2 separate regions of the Homo sapiens genome follow, and region 2 is linked to region 1. A link is a loop called in an ENCODE intact Hi-C map of the cell type or tissue named here. Cell type or tissue: dorsolateral prefrontal cortex. All regions are shown on one strand. Links, peaks and the distances in the headings refer to the core of each region. The heading gives the core; the rest is flanking DNA.

The links. Peaks named below come from ENCODE experiments on the same cell type or tissue, not always from the same donor. Only the 100,000 strongest peaks of a DNase experiment are listed, where the experiment ranks them.
Region 2: a loop joins it to region 1, with 4 times the contacts of the local background. A loop is called at or near these places in 3 of 110 quality-filtered maps.

What each region holds. Positions count from the first base shown.
Region 1 is chr18:74,547,777-74,555,776 of GRCh38, reverse strand. The region is part of intron 1 of CNDP1 (carnosine dipeptidase 1); the gene reads right to left. Among named protein-coding and RNA genes, the nearest start is that of CNDP1, 17 kb to the right of the region's middle. In dorsolateral prefrontal cortex, for the core only: CTCF peaks have their summits at 3,433 and 3,633 (motif pointing right); a DNase peak (open chromatin) is centred at 3,656; H3K4me3 peaks cover 463 bases; H3K27ac peaks cover 2,514 bases.
Region 2 is chr18:74,446,847-74,456,241 of GRCh38, reverse strand. DIPK1C (divergent protein kinase domain 1C) reads left to right here. Exons shown (of 4, transcript NM_001044369.3): 2 at 8,959-9,395. Among named protein-coding and RNA genes, the nearest start is that of DIPK1C, 5.8 kb to the left of the region's middle. In dorsolateral prefrontal cortex, for the core only: no CTCF peak of the experiment used is centred there; DNase peaks (open chromatin) are centred at 1,601 and 5,341; H3K4me3 peaks cover 1,457 bases; H3K27ac peaks cover 3,656 bases.

The DNA of each region.
Region 1 (8,000 bases), core at 1-8,000:
GGTGGGCGGATCACTTGAGGTCAGGAGTTGAAGACCAGCCTGGCCAACATGGTGCAACCCCATCTCTGAGAGACCCAACCACAACCCTGTCTCCTCCCTCCTCTCCCCTCCCTGACCCCTTCTCAGTCTCCCCAGCCCGTCCACCTCTGGGATGACTCCACCTGGGTGTCCTTGGGAGCCTAAGAGCCAGCATTCCTCCTTGACCCCTGACAGGAAGGTCCTGTGGCAAAGTGGGCAAGGTCACCCCTTCACAGAGGCCCCCCAGAGCCCTGTCTGGAGTGGGAGCTGCCAGCATCAGACCCAGGGGCCACCTGCACATCTGGAGGGGCCATCAGCAACATCTCCCCCAGTGCAGCCCGAGCCATCAGAGGCGGGCTGGAGAAGAGGAGGGAGGGAGCGAGGGCTGGGAAGGGCCAAGGGGGCTGCAGCCCTTGGTCAGACCGCCTACGTCAGGTTCTTGGCTAGGAAAGCCACCAGCTATCCCCAGGAGACCAGCTGGGCTCCACTTTAGAAGCCAAACCCACCCTCCTGCAGCAGGAGGAAGGAGGGGAGAGTTTAACCCAGCCTGTCTCTGTTATTTTTGTCTCTGGAATCCCATCTTTTATTGTTTTAAATGTTTGAGATGTTTTACGTTATCAAATTCTGACTTGTTTAATCTATGATTCTTCAAATGCCCACCTTTCCGTAGGTGGAGGTGAGCAGGGGTTGCGGGGAGAACAAGGGGAACTAGGCTGGTGAAGTCTCAGTGCCATCCCCGAGACCTTGAGAGAGAGATGTGCTCAAGAGCATCCTTGAGAGGACGCTCATCATGGGTGTGGCCCCGCCGATGTTGCTTATTTTACAATGGAGCATCTGCAAGGCTGTTTGAAAAGCAGTTGGTTGAATATTTCACTTTTCATTCTGTCATTTTCATGGCTTCCTCTAATCCACCCTCCACAAAGCAGCCTGGGTGATCTTTTTAAAGGTGGGGCAGATCGCAAGACTCCCTGTTTTAACTCTTCCAAGAGGTCCCATTGCCCTTGGGGTAAAGCAAATATCCCCATGGCTCCCAGGTCTTACATGGTGGAGCCCACCTGCTTCTCCCACCAGACCTCCTCCCTTGTTGGGGTACCATGCAGGGCCCCTCCATCACTTCCCATGTGTTCCCAAATGCATTGCTGAATCTTCCTCCATGCTCCTGCCCATCCCTTGGCCTCAAGCCCCCATAGAGTGAAGGTGAGCTGGGGAGCATCCAAACTGACGAGCCCCCCAACACATTGCACAGTGCATCTGAAATGAATTTGTGCACAGGGAGCTGTGTTCTGTCTCTTCTAGGAATTCACTTCCAACAAAACATCTGGTCCTACTGAAAATGTCCCAGACGGCAATAAAGAGTGCATCTCCCTAACCAGAGTGTCACTCAGCACCTGGGGTCAATCCATCCCATGCCCAAAAGGAAAGCCACTCCCAGGCTGTTCTACCTTCTGTCAGATCAGCACTGAAATGCTACAGGGATGTTCAGGCTTCAAGAACTTTTCAGCTAGGATTCAGCTGGCATAAAATCTGAGTGACCACAGAGAACCTGTGTTCACAAAACAAAGTGGCAGAGTGAGAGTCAATGCTGGAAGAGGGCATGTGGATAAAGCAGTGCAGTCGGGGTGGCATCACGGGGAGACCACAGGCCTAATAGTCAGGAGGGCCAACACCAAGTTCAGCCCTGCCAGATCCCAGCTGTACTCCTTCGGGTACCTCTCTGAGCCTGAATTTCCTCAGCTGTCATCAGGGACTGGGAGCCTCACAGTGGCCGAGGACCCAACCAAAGAGCTATAGAAAAATGTGTGGCTCTGAGAGGACAGAGAGCTCACCAGCTGTCAGGAAAGCAGTAAGATGTGCCATGAAACGCAGACCATGTCCCATCATGGGGTGGGGATGGTCAACAGCAGCATCTTGGAGGAAACTGGTGCTGAACACTGATGGGAAGGAAGGGTAAGCTTGGAGAAGGGCAGGCATTCAGGGCAGAAGTTTTAACCTCTGGAAGTTTCCTCATTTTGAAGTAGGAGAATGTATCAAAACGTTCTAATAAGGGTCTGAATTTTGCTGGATAATAATCGAGAGGAAATTGTGAAGTTTAAGAATAGTTATAAATATTCTGGAGAGTGAACTGGCTTAAGGACACACATACATATCAATTGGATAGAACCGAAAATCCAGAAATAAATCCTCACATTTATGATCAACTGATTTTCATCGAGGGTGCGGAGATCATTCAATGGGGGAAAACAGTCTTTTCAATAAATAGTGCTGGCAGAATAGGATATCCACAAGCAAATGATAAAGTTTCACCCCCTTCCTCACACCATATATAAGAACTAACCCAAAATGATCAAAGACCTAAATGAAAGTACTAAAACCATACAACTCTTAAAAAAAAATAGCTGTAAATCTTCCTACCTTTGGATGAGGTGATGGTTTCTTAGATATGACACCAAAAGACAGGATCGATAAATTGGACTTCATCAAAAATAAAAACATTTGTGCACCAAAGAACACCATCAAGAAAATGAAAAGACAACACGTAGAATGTGGGGGGAGGGATTGCAAATCATATATCTGATAAAGGACTTATGTTGAGACTATAAATGACAATTACAGTTCAATAATAAAAGACAGCCCAATTAAAAATGTGCAAAGGATTTGAATAAACATTTCCTCAAAGAAAATATGCAAATGGCCAATAAACACATGGAAAGTTTAGGCTCAGCATGATTAGCCATCAGGAAAACACAAATCAAACTACATGAGACACAACTTCCTACCCTCTATGATGGCTAGAATTAAAAAGCCAGACACTAATGAGTTTTGACAAAGATGTAGAGAAATTGGAAACTTCATGTACTGCTGATGGGAACGCAAAAGCCTACAGCCACTGTGGAAAACAGTCGGAAAGTTCCTTGATCAATTAAACATAGAGTCACCATATGACCCAGCAATTCTATTCCTGAGTACATATCCAAGACAAGTGAAAACATATGTTCACACAAAAACTGGTAAGTGGATGTTTATAGCGGCATTATTCATAGTAGCCAAAAGGCAGAAACAAGACAAATGTTCATTAATGAATGAATGGATAAATAAAATGTGGTATATTTCACTGAAATATTATTTGGCTATACAAAATGATTTTTATCTTACATAAAAAGGAATGAAGTACTGGTACATGCTACAGTGTAGACAAACTTTGAACACATTGTGCTAAGTGAAATAAACCAGACACAACGGCCATGTATTGTGATTCCATTTACGTAACAGTCTAGAGTAGGTAACTTCATAGAGACAGAAAGTAGATTGGTGGTTACCCAGTGGGAAAATAGGAAGGGAGTGCTAATGAATTTGGGGTGATGAAAATGTTATAAAACCAATTGTGGCAATGGTTGTACAATTCTGAATAAACTAAAAGCCATTAAAATTACACACTTTAAATGGGCCAGTTGTAAGGTATAAGAATTATATCACAATACAGTCATTTTAAAAATAATCATAGCTATAACTACTCATTTGACAATACAAATATATTATTGAATATGAGAACTGTAGATAGAGGAAGCTATACAGTGGTTAAAAGCAAGGTCAAGGTAAGAACTGCGTCCAGTAGGTGGTGCTGATGAGCCACTCATGAACTCCCTGGCTACCCTGCACTCAGAAGGCTGAAGCCAGATCCAGCCCAGCTCTGTGGGACTTAGCCAGGAGCCAGGGGCGGCAGATGAAGCCAGTGGGAGAGACTCCTCTGGCCCTCCAGTAGCCGGAGAGGGAGCTCAGGTGTGAGGAAGGCTTCAATAAAGGCTCTTGGAGACAACAGTGGCTACTGGTTTTTTTTTTGTTTTTTTTTTTCGCAATCGATCCAATTGATCCATCTACATTAACATTTGAGCTTTTATTTTTCCTTCAGACAAGTTCCATTAAAAAAATTATTTGGTGTTCCTCTACAGTGAAAAATAAAAAAGGACAGTTGGAAGAAGGAAATAAGCTGCAGGAAAAAAATATGAAAACAATGATTGTTGTTAGGAGAGAATAGTTCAGATTCAGCAGGAATCTCCTCCTCCTCTGGCCTGGGGAGAGCAGCTTAGCCCTGGTCTCGAATAAAAGACTGACCTGATGCCCTGACCTGACAGTGGCCCTGACAGCAGGGGTCTGACAAGGGGAAGTGCACGACTTCATCTTCCCTCCCTTAATGAATTTCCTCCTCTCCCTCCCTTTTCCCCACAGAGCAGGGCAGCCTGCTATAGTCAATTTGCTGTCCAGGTTCATGGACATTGACTTTGGACATGAATCCCGCCTTCACCATCTGAGTGGGATCTGAGACTCCATCCATTTTTCTCCTGTTCCTCCATGCCTCTGTTTTTGTTTGTGTGTGTGTGTGTGTGTGTGTGTGTGTGTGTTACAGTTGTGCTTGACCTTGAACTAGTTATCTGTATTAGGCTATTCTTGTATTGCTATAAAGAAATGCCTGTGGTGGGGTAATTTATTAAAAAAAAATAGGGTTAATTGGCTCACAGTTCTGCAGGCTGTACAGGAAGCATGGTGCCAGCATCAGCTCACCTTGTGAGGAGGTCTCAAGGAACTTTTACTCATGGCAGAAGGTGAAGCAGGAACAGGCAGGTCATGTGGCCAGAGCAGGCGCAAGAGGGATCGGGGAGGTGCCACACACTTTAAACAACCAGTCTTGCATAAACTCACTATTGCAAGGACAGCACCTAAATACCTCCCGCCAGACTCCACCTCCAACATTGAGGATTACATTTCGACATGAGAGTTAGGCGGGGACACGTATCCAAACTGTATCATTCTGTCACTGGCCCCTCAAATCTCATGTCTTTCTCACATTGCAAAATACAATAATGGGCTGGGCATGGTGGCTCACGTCTGTAATCCCAGCACTTTGGGAGGCTGAAGCAGGAGGATCATGAGGTCAGGAGATCGAGACCATCCTGGCTAACATGGTGAAACCCCGTCTCTACTAAAAATACAAAACAAAAAACAAAAAACAAAAAAAAAAAATAGTCGGGCGTGGTGGCAGGTGCCTGTAGTCCCAGCTACTTGAGAGGCTGAGGCAAGAGAATGGCATGAACCCAGGAGGCAGAGCTTGTAGTGAGCCGAGATCACACCACTGCACTCCAGCCTGGGTGACAGAGCAAGACTGTCTCAAAAAAAAAAAAAAAAATTCAATAATGCCTTTCCAATAGTCCCCCAGCCTTCACTCATTCCAGCATTAGCTCCAAACTCCCAAGTCCAAAATCTCATCTGGAGATGAGTTCCTCTCACCTATGAGCCTGTAAAATCAAAACAAGTTATTTACTTCCAAGATACAATCAGGGTAGAGGCATTGGGTAAATGTTCCCACTCCAAAAGGGAGAAATCAGTCAAAAGAAAGGGGCTCCAGTCCCCATGCAAGTGTAAAACCCAGCAGAGTGTCATTAAATCTTAAAGCTCCAAAATAATCTCCTTTGACTCCATGTCCCACATCCAGGGCACTTTGCTGCAAGGGGTGGGCTCCCAAGGCCTTGGGAAGCTCCACCGCTATGGCTTTTCCAAGGTTAGGATGTAAGCTGCCAGTGGATCTACCATTCTGGGGTCTGGAGAATGATGGCCCCCTTCTCACAGCTTCATTAGGTAGTGCCCCAGTGGGGACCCTATGTGGGGACTCCAACCCCATAGTTTCCTTTTGACCTGTCCTAGTAGAGGCTCTCTGTGAGGGCTCCACCCCTCCACCTCTAGGTTCTTTCTAGGCACTGAGGCTTTCTCATACATTCTCTGAAATCTAGGTAGAGGCTGGCAAGCCTCCCTTACTCTTGCACTCTGTGTGTCTGTAGGCTTAACACCATGTGGAAGCTGCCAAGGCTTACAGCTTGCATGTTCTGAAGCAGTGGCCTGAGCTGTATCTGGGGCCCTTTGAGCCACAACTGGAGCCTTCTGAGGCTGTACAGAGCAGTGCTGTCCCAGGTCTGGCCCATGGAACCATTTAGTCCTCCTAGGCCTCTGGGCCTGTGGTGAGAGGGGCTTCCTCAAAGGTCTCTGAAATGCCATCAAGACCTTGTTCTCATTTTTTTTGGCTTTTAACACTTGGCTACCTTTTAGTCACGCAAGTCTCTCTAGCAAGTGGTTGCTCTGCAACCTGTTCAAATTCCTCTCCTGGTAATGATTTTTCTTTCTCTGCCACATGGCCAGGCTGAAAATTTCCCAAACTTTATGCTCTGCTTTCCTTTTAATCTTTTTCCCATTTAGAAAAAAAAAAAGTGCAGCTCACTGCCAGTGCTCATTTAATTTTATATAAACTCACTCTTTGAGGCTGAAGCAAATCTGACTGATTTTCAATGTGAAAATAAAATATAAAAACTGTTCGGGGAGTTCTTTCTAAACAGAACTAACATCAGAATCATCAGAACATCTATTTCAGATTCATTAAATGAATCTTTGACCCACAATTGTTCAAGAACAATGTTAACATCACGTGTAGGAATGCTACGTTTTCTAGGATTTGACATTTTCAGCAGTTGAAAATTACTACATTTTGTTAATGGAAATACCACTAACTAAAACCAGAATGCCATAAATAGAATGATGTCTGTTGTTTCCAAAGTCAATATACTAGAGTGATGTGAAAATAATAATAAAAGCAAGATAGTTCATGGCAAAGTTATCTCAGGGTAAATGCTGCAGCCACAAGTGCCACTGGTGAGTATTCTTGGGGCAACCAGGAAAAGGGTTAAATATAAATTCCAACTTTAAGTCATTTCTTTACTTCCACACCTGAACATAAGTTGTTAGAAGCAGCCAGGTCACATCTTGAACACTGCTACTTAGAAATTTCTTCTGCCAGATACCCTAAGTCATCACTCTTAAGTTCAAATTCCACAGATCCTTAGGGCATGAACACAATGCAGCCAAGCTCTTTGCTAAGGCATAACATGGGTGAGCTTTGCTCCAGTTCCCAATCAGTTTTTCCATCTGAGACCACATCAGCCTGGACTTCACTGCACACATCACTATCAGCAGTTTGGTCACAACCATTAACCAGTCTCTAAGAAGTTGCAAACTTTCCCTCATCTTCCTGTTTTCTTCTGAGCTCTCCAAACTCTTCCAACCTCTGTCTGTTACTGAGTTCCGAAGTTGCCTCCACATTTTCAGGTATCTTTATAGCGATGCCCCACTCCTCAGTACCACTTTTCTGTGTTAGGCTGTTCTTGCAGTGCTATAAAGGAATACCTGAGGCTGAGTAGTTTATAAAGAAAAGAGGTGTAATTGGCTCATGGTTCTGAAGGCTGTATAAGCATGGTGCCGGCATCTGCTCAGCTTCTGGGGAGGCCTCAAGGAGCTTTTACCCATGGTGTAAGGTGAAGAGAGAGCAGGCTCCTCACATGGCAAGAATGTGAGCAAGAGCAGGAAGCACCACACACTTTTAAACAACCAGATCTTGCAAGAATTCACTCACTATTGTGAGGACAGCACCAAGCCAGGAGGGACCCACTCCCATGACCCAAACACCTCCCACCAAGCCCCAACTCCAACATTGGGGATCACATCTCAACATGAGATTTGGCAGGGACACAGATCCAAACTCTCATCACCCATTGAAAATCTAGGGATGTCGAAAGGTTATTCCTGGCTTTTGACCTTGCAAAAAGAAGAAAGAGGAGCTGAAGAACAGGAAGTTGCGCTTGCGGGGGCTGGGGTTAGGGATGCGCAGGGTGAGTCCTGGACTGAGAGAGTCTTTTCGGCGGGGGTAGGCGGTTGCCCAGCTGAGGGTGGTAAGCTCCCACTGGCTATGGGACCCTGAGGGGAACCCCACTTGCTGCATAGGCCTGTGTTTATTCCAGGTGGTTATTCTTAGATTTTTAGATTTGGAACAAAAGTTCCAAGTGCCCCTGTGCTGAGTCTTTTCTCTAAATACTGTAACTCTTAGCGGGAGGTTTACATCCTCTGCTGTGTTACCATCACAACCTGTCCTTCCCCCGAAGCGAGAGGTC
Region 2 (9,395 bases), core at 743-8,742, 100 kb after region 1:
GGCTAGCCGTTCTTTCAGGCGCAAAGGAGACTTCAGTAAAGGTGGGAGTCCCCTAAATCCCAGAAAGGGGAAGATAGTAGCAGCTACTCTTACATGACTTCTTAAGCGATTATTCATTTCCTAAAATAGTGACCATCTAAGCATTTGGTTTGAAAAGAGATCTATTTTCTAAAAAATCTTCAAGAAACACATGGGAAGTTTTCAGTCCAGTTGCTTACATATGGGTGGGCCTTTTGAGATTGTAGATTTTCAAAATGTGGGACCACAAAGTTTTTAAAGTAAATGATTTTTTAAGTGAGATTGAAATTGTTTTTTAAAAAAATGAGCCAGGTATACTAGCTAAGACAAGTTATGCTCCTAATTGATTCTGACGCGTGTCATCGTGTCATCGTGAATTGAACATAGGTGAGTCACTCATAGATTCTATTGACCCCTTCTAGTGTTACACTGAAGTTTTAGCAAGTTTTGTTGTTGTTGGTTTGGTTTTTTTTTTCTTTTTCTTTTTCTTTTTTTTTTATGGAGTTTTGCTCTTGTCTCCCAGGCTAAAGTGCAATGGCGTGATCTCGGCTCACCGCAACCTCCACCACCATGCCTGGCTAATTTTGTATTTTTAATAGAGATGGTGGTTTGTCCATGTTGGTCAGGCTCGTCTCGAACTCCCAACCTCAGGCGATCCGCCCACTTCGGCCTTCCAAAGTGCTAGGATTACAGGCGTGAACCACCACACCGGGCCAGTTTTATGAAGTTTTAAGTTGCAAGAGCTCTTTGATTTTTCTTAGTAACCCATAAAAGTCCTTTTCATTTATAAATTTTTCCCCCCTGGTTTTCTTTTTTTGTGAAGGGAGTGCTGATAGACTAATTATAGTAAACAAACATTGATGGTTTAACTAGAGGGGAATACCTATTTACAAATTTAATGTAGTAATCCTTTAGATTAAGATAGAAAACGAATGCCATTTTTCATTTACCTTTGGTTAAGTGAGGAAAGGCTTAATAATGGAAATTAAATCGTCTAGTATAATTTAAGTAATTGCTAATCATGACTTTCCCAGCATTCCAGGTCATGAATTAAAACCAATTCTGTTTAGAGGCTTTACCAATATATCTTCAATGGCAGCCATATGGAATCATTTCTAGTCAGACATAAAGCTGGAGAGGTTGGTTCTGCCCCTGAAGATCGAAGGTTTGGCAGTCTTTCCTATTGCCAAAAGAACGATGTCGGAGGCCACATCCATCTCCCTAGGTGTCGATGTGACGCTGTCTCCACGAACTGGTTTGTGGGGGAGCAGACTTTGCCACAGGCCCTGTTTGAGTTCCTTACTCTTTACACATTCTCAGAACTCTTTCTCCCCCTGTCTTCCTGCCACTTCCTTTTCTACCGTTTTCATCCTGGATGTGTTGATGCGAGATCCACACAGTGCCCTGGCTCAAATTTTACCCAGGACACTCTCAGGACAGGGTTTAAATACGACCCCAATCTTCACAATCCCAACTCTGCTGGGCTGAGTTGCCAAGTAGAGGTTGGCATTGTGGCTTCCGAGGACTTGAACTGAATTGAGCCTCTGTCTCCGCTCCCCTGGCACTTTCCAATTCATTCTGCCTGGCTTTTATCCGTAATAATAAAACTGGTTGTTATTTTCCTGATGGGCCTCCAGACTCTCATTAGCTTTCACTCTGAATACCAGAGCACAGAAGAAACCACTTTGCCAGCTGAGCTGAAGGGAGACTTTCTGGCAGCGCCCAGGGAGTTGTGGTGGATTCCCCACCCCCAGTAGCGGGGGCTGCCAGTGTTCCCAGGCTCTCGCCTGGCGGGGGGCGTTGCTGGCCTGGCAGGGGTGAACCCACCTGTAGGATAAAGGAATCAGAGGAAAAAGCTTAGGGACGAGTCAGGGGATGGGGGTCAGAGGTCTCCATGTTCTCCCCAAGCCCACACTCCACCTCCCCAGGGAGGTTCCCCTCTAGCCAACCACACCCCCCTGACAAGTTTCTAGAAGAGCCAACCTGAATTGTTCCAAAGGAATTGAGTCCCTGGTCTTCCAGCTTGGATTTTCCTGGTCAGACTCTAGGGCTCCTCTTAATGGCAGCTTTAATAGGAACAACACACTGTAATCAAGAAATAGGTGCACTCAGATCTCTGGAGGCCCGCTTTTCTAGTGGGCTGTGTCAGCAGGCCCAGCCAGCTGGGGAGCTAGCTTGGTGCTGGATCACTGATACACCTGGCTTCTCATTCATTCTGCAGGCTGAACTCTTCACACAGAGGCTGAAGATGTGGGCTGCTGCCTGTTGACTCTTCCTCTGGGAAGGCACTGTGCGAATTGTTTCGTGGGGCTTATTTCACTGAATTCCCTCAACAACCTCTATGAAGTATTTGCTTTTAGTATCCCCATTTTACAGATGGCAAAACTGAGCCCCAGGGAGGTGAAGTGACTTGCCCTGCTTCACACGGTGAATATGGTGAGGAGCCAGGACATGACTCTGTGTAGTCTGATGGTAGCAATGACGTGACAGTAAGTGGCTTCTCTAATAATGGAAACCCTACATAACAACTCGTATACTTAACCCTTCCATAGCAAATCATTTTCAAAGCATGTCAAAGATATTCCCACAGACTCTGTTGTCCTGAAGGCTTAACTGCCTTTTGGCTAGTTAGGTCTTGATGGAATTTCATGTAGTTGTCTACATTAGAGATTCGGTTTTAATAGGGCAGGCTTATCTTTCTTTGCTGCTGTGATAGAAACTGTCAAGGTCCCAATGGGACTACAGCATCCAGGGCTCATATCCAGAGAGATTTCTCAGCAGCGAATGGTTCTGCCTGAATGCTCGGCCACATTCCTAAAGTAGGGAGCGGTTACACAGTGGACGAGCTAACTGAGCTGAGATTCTGCAAAGCACAGCATAGCTACTTCGGGAAGGAATACCACTGTGAAGTCTGAATGTTGCTAACTGCCTAGGAGCTTAATGCTCCTTAAAAACAAACACACAAAAGGAAACCCGGCCCTCAGACATGACCTCTGGGACCTTATCAACAGTTTTTCTAGACTAGAGTGGACAGGTTTTGTTTTTGCCTGAGAACCATGACATAAATTAGAGACATACTAAGCAATGATTGCAAAGAGTGCTGCTTACCAAAGCTGGGGCTGATTTGATGGGAATGTGCATCAATGTAGATATTTTCACATCCATGAGAAGCACAAATCCACTGCAAATGTTATTAAATTTTAAAAGCACACTAGAGTTAGCTGCAATGAGACTTTAACTTGTTTTTTTCAGTTTATTTTCAACTCCAATACCTGTGGATTTTATATGCGCACACATTTGGGTACAAAAATGTACCTGTCTTTAAGCTGGCCTTAGGAACTCCTCCTACGCACAGAAGGAGTCTGAGAAAGACTGATTTTTAAAATGGACCTGCATAAACAACTTCTATTGAGTTAAAAAAAAACCCAGCTATTTCAACAGGACATGCTGCTAATAAAATGATTCTACTATTATCTTTAACATGATGAAAGTTTTTGGAGTTTTTGTTTGTTTTCTTGAGACAGGGTGGCTCACTGCAGCCTCTACCTCCCAGCCTCAAGCAATCCTCCTGTCTCAGTCTCCCAAGTAGCTGGGACTATAAGTGTGGCCCAGCTAATTTTTTTTTTTTTTTAATTTTTGTAGAGACAGGGGTCTTGCCATGTTGCCCACCCAGGCTGGTCTTGAATTCCTGGGCTCAAGTGATCCTCCTGCCTCAGCTTCCCAAACTGCTCGGATTACGGGCATGATCCACTGTGCCTGGCCCGATGAAAATTTTAAATTCAAACTTGCAATTTGTACATTAAGTTGACTGTTTTTTTTTAAAAGGCTGGATGAAATCTTTTTCTGTGCTTAGCAGGCACAGACATGCAGAACAATGCTGCAGACTTACTTTAACACTGGTAAGCCATGGGAGACGAATTTTGCACTCTACATAAGAAGAGTAGGAACTGAAACGCCAAAAATACTTCATTGTAAAGGATATCAAGGAATATCTGTGCCATAACCACACTTGTATACAGACGGTCCCTGACTTTTAATGATTTCACTTATGATTTTTCAACTTTATGACAGGGTGAAAGTGAGATGCATTCAGTAGAAACTGCACTTTGAGGATCCATGCAACCGTTCTGCTTTTCACTTTCAAGGCAGTTTTCAATAAATTACGTGAGATAGTCAACACTTTATTTTACATAGGCTTTGTATGAGATGATTTTGCCCTGCCATAGGCTGACGTAAGTGTTCTGAGCATGTTTAAGGTAGGCTGGGCTAAGCGATGATGCTCAGTGCGTTAGGTGTATGAAACGCATTTTCAACTTACTCTGGGGTTGTTGGGGTATCATCCATTTTAAGTTGAGGAAGAGCTGTGTGCGTTTTAATGCTCTCTTAGGACAAGCGCGGTGACTGGGATACTGAAAAGTTAGGTTATAAACCCAAGACCTTACCTGTGGAAGCTGGCAGGTCTGGTCAGCGCTTTTGTCACCTGCTGCACTTTCTGCCCTTTCTGACACCCAGTGTCGCCGCAAGAAGCAGGCGTCAGGGAGGCAGGTTTACAAGTCAATGTGCTGATCTTCAGAAAAACAGCCAAAATGAACGTTTCCTTCCAAAATCCATGAGCTGGATGCCAAATTCAAAGTTATACCATTGTTCTAAATGTCTCACAACTCCTGTTTGGAATCGCCCTCCAAATTCACAGGGGCAAATCTCGTATAGATTTGTATTTCATCGATGAGGCACAGTTTGTGTTAAACACGGTGCTGTGGGGACCTGGCCCAGTGATGCACTCACATGGCCATGATTTAATGAGCACTGGGGTAGGAGAGGAAGACAAGAATTCCACTTAGGGGTGGGACTGGCTTCCGGGCAAAGGTTGATTTGGCCAGGCCGGGTAGGAAGCGTGTAAGTACAATGGAGACACCCAAAACGGCATTTCGAATAGCGCAGCCCAGCCTGTCAGTAGGTGCTTGCTTCAACTGTGCCCTCTCCTCCCAGGGGCTGTTTCTGGTTCTCTGAACACACAGGGCTACTTTGAAACTCGGGGCCTTTGCACAAGTTCTTCTCCGTGACTCAGCTGCCCTCTCCCTTGTCTGCTAAGGCAGACTTCTAATTCGCTTTCAAAATTGAGCTCAGAGGCGTCTCCCCCAGGAAGAAGATGCCCCGGCCCCCCACCCTTTCCTGGCCAGGGCTGGAGAGGGAGCTAGCTTTGAGCGAGCCACCTTAGGCCGGGCACTGTGTTGGGACTGTCTCCCTGTGACCTTGTTTGACTCCATTACACAGTACCATTGTCCTCATTTTCCAGACTCGGAAACAAGCCACACAGCAAGCCAGGGGCAGAGCCCAGAGGCAGACCCAATCTGTGCCAAGCTTAGCCTCACTGTGGCCCTGCCCTGTCACTCTAATGTCATTTAGGAATTTCGAAGCCTGTCCCCTCTGCTCCGTGAACTCCGGAACCTGGCAGCTGTGGCCAGATGGTGGCCCATCCAGGCTCATGCACAGCTGGGAAAGCTGGAGCTGTTGATTTGGGAGTGGCCCAGTCCCAATCCCAGTGAGGCAGAGAGGAGGTGGCTTCTTGGCCGGCAGGTGTCTCTCATGGCTAGTGGCTATGGTGGCCACAGTTCAGATGAGAGGGGTGAGGGCCCTGGCAGTCACAGTAGGCACCCTCCTCACTCTGCTTTTCACAGGCTAATGGAAAACCAGGCCCAGTGTCTCTGACATTTTTCTCCTGAGCCTCCTCTCTCAGTTGCAACCAGGACCACATCTCCCCGCCCTCCCCTCCTCAGCACTGTGGGACTCTGAAGCTCCCAGCTTAGGATCACACCTTTGGCTGCACTGGAGTCCTGTTGTGTGCTTTTCTTTCTTTTTCAATGGTTCTCTACTTTATGCAAAAGTACTTTTGATTAAATTAGATATGTGATAACACTATAAAATTTTATGGGAGTGAATCCAACTATTTTGGGTATCATGCTTACAGAAGCTTTTTTTTAATTTAAAAGGAGATCAGGAAACAATTTTTTTTGCACTTTCTTATCAGATTTATAGAGACGTGAAACTATGTAAATACCAGAACAAGTAGGGGACAAACCCCAACAAGTAAAATGAACAGCCCTTACTGTTCCTGCCATCTATATCTTCTTGCTCACGGTGGCCTCAGTTCCTTATCATTCGTCCTCACCTCACCTCTCAGGGCTCTCCTGAAAGGTCTCAGAGGAGCCTGACCAGCTGCCGCTTTCCTCCGAAGGGCGATGTGGAGGTGATCGCAAGCAAAGCATGCTGGGCGCAAAGGGTCCGGATCCTCCCATGCACCTTTCATGACCCCGTGCCTGGGAAAGAGTGACCCGGGTTAAAGCCAAAGAATGACATTTAACCAAGATTCTGTTGAGTTCAATTCCAAGATGAACACAGGAGGTGCACAACTCCAAATGTGTTTAAAGCAGCTGGTGAGTGTGTGTTCATACAACTTCCTAAAGGATGTGGGTTTCCAAAGACATAAAGTCAGCCCCAGGCAAATAGGGTGGTGTCACTAGCTCCAGGGCGAGGTTCCTGAGTTTCTATCTACAGGCCTGTCTCGCGTGCATCATTGTGTTAGCCAAGCAAGACCCCCCTCATCCCCGCCCAATGCATTATACAGAGATCTAAAATGCAGCGGCTGGCAGGAGCACCCCCGCAGCAGGAAGCCAGGGGGGCAGTCAGACAGCTTGGCATTGGCCTTTCAGGCTGTTGTACTACCTGAAATAGTTCTGAAAAATATCTAGATACCTCTTTTAAGCACTGGGAGTGCTTCTTTTCAGTAAGCGCTTTGAACGATTAGCCTGCAGTGTTTATAAAGGCCCCCAGTCCCTCTCTTATCTGCTGTTTTGGGGCCAGGTGTGTCTCAAAATTCAAATCTTGTTGAATGTTAGAAAGATCATATAGTACCTTATATTTTGCTTATGGGGCAGTGCCAGTAATCAAGTTAATAATTCTACAGCAAAATGTATGCGAATTCACATCAAGTCAAACACATATAGATACAAATAGGCTCGTGTCTTTTCAGCTGGGTTTTGACACCACATAAGGTCAAATGAGTCATGAAAAACTCGTAGTTTTCAGAGGCTTTTTGACTTTGGATTTTTTTTTTTGAGACAGATTCTTGCTCTGTTGCCCAGGCTGGAGTGCAGTGGCACAATTTCAGCTCACTCCAACCTGCGCCTCCCGGTTTCAAGTGATTCTCCTGCCTCAGCCTCCCTAGTAGCTGGGACTACAGGCATGCACCACCATGCCCAGCTAATTTTTGTATTTTTAGTAGAGACCAGGTTTAGCCATGTTGGCCAGGCTGGTCTTGAACTCCTGGCCTCAAGTGATCTGCCCGCCTCGGCCTCCCAAAGTGCTGGGGTTACAGGGGTGAGCCACCATGCTCAGCCTGATTTTGGAATTATTTATACATCTAGACACTGGAGGTCCAGCTTTTGACCTCAAGGAGCTACTTGTAATCTGCTTGGAATGGGTAAAGCTGATCTACCTAGCCACCTGCGAGGCTGGGCAGTATCTGATTATGAACCCAAGGCTGTTCCCAGGCTTCTCCTGATGCCTGGTGCTCGTGCATACACTGTGGTGTGCACACACACTTCCCTCTTGGCCAGTACAATCATCATGCAGGGAGGCAGGGAGTGTGACGCAAGGAAGGAGTTTGAGGCCCAGAGCAGGTAAGGATGTGGCAGCGTGGTTAGACCATGGAATCCAAGCTCAGTGGCCCTTGGCCCCATCCTTTGTCCCAGCACCAAGCTGCCCTTTGCTACTGTTGAGCCTTCAAGGTCCTTTCTCACAAATGAAATGGGGTGAGAACAACAGCTTTGGGATTTGGTATTTCTCATGCCCTTAGAGGAACGAGGGTGACTCTGTTGTTTCATGTGCTATAGAAGTTCCTGGAAGGAAGAGCGGCCTTTATTTGCTGACATGGAGGAAGATTCATTTGTCGGGGAAATGGGCGGGATTAGGAAATACACTCAACCCCTAATCAAAGTGGTCCCATGGTTTAGATTTTCTGAAAAACAAAAGAGAGAAGAGGATGACAGTCTTCTCCTTCCTTCCATTCTGCACTTCTTCCTTCCCTGCCTCTGGCAGGATTATCGGGCTGGACGGGCTTCTCAGGGAATTTGTGGTGTGGTGGGGAAGGTCGCCAGGTCCCCTAGTGGCTCCATCTTAAGGCCTCCTGAGGTTTAGGAGAAACACCCCATCCGGGGGCTCCTGGACAGCCTTGCTCACCGCCGCTCAGATGCAAACACTCCCTACTCTTTTATCCTGCATGGGTCCTCCTTGGTCCCTCCTCTTCTCCAGGTCACCAGCCATGAGCCCTGTGCCCACTCATGTGTCCTCTAGAGGCTTCTCCTCTAAACATCTGCAAACCTGCAGCCTGCAAGCTTTATAGGGCACTCCATTTCATGTGGAAAACAGTAAGCTCAAGGAATGTACTTGCAGGAAGGGTCATTACTGCGGTCAAGCCTGGGGGCAGATAGGGCTCCTGGGGTCCCCTCTGCTGAGACCTGACCTAGCTGCTTAGATGTGGGACTTAGAAGCTCTCCCAGTGACCCTGAAGTGTAGGCAGAGTCGAGAGCTACTGGCCTGGTCCAGCCCCTTCACCTGTTGGTTTCCTGGCCTCTGGCTTTCCCGGAGTCACCCAGCTGAACGATGGGAAGTCGTGCTTCCCGGCCGCAGGTGTCCTGATTCTGTAGACCCGTCCTAGGCCTGACTGAGTCGTGTAATGACTGTGAGCGGCTCCTTTAACCTTCCTCTGAATTACTCACTGGCTGAGTGGCCTCTGAGATCCACAGGGCTGAGGTTTCTCTGCACAGCTGGATTATCAGCGTCCTGAGGGCAGAGGCTAGGCTGTCCCCTTCCCTAACCCGAGCCGAGAGACGGATGGCACCAGGCCCTCCCCATGGTGACCGACTGTTCCCTTCCTTCCAGTGCCAGGACTACCAGGGCGGCACGCTGGCCGGGGACCTCTGCGAGGACCTGTGTGTGGCGGGAGAGCTGCTGTTCCAACGCTGCCTGCACTACAACAGAGGCAAGAAGGTGCTGCAGGCCGACTGGCGCGGCCGGCCCGTGGTCCTCAAGTCCAAGGAGGAGGCCTTCTCCAGCTTCCCGCCCCTCAGCCTGTTGGAAGAGGAGGCAGGGGAGGGTGGCCAGGACATGCCCGAGGCCGAACTCCTCCTGATGGTGGCTGGGGAGGTCAAGAGCGCTCTGGGCCTGGAGTTGTCCAACAGCAGCCTGGGGCCGTGGTGGCCGGGCAGGCGGGGCCCACGCTGGCGGGGACAGCTGGCCAGCCTGTGGGCCCTGCTGCAGCAGGAGGAGTACGTCTACTTCAGCCTGCTGCAGGACCTGAGCCCACACGTGCTGCCCGT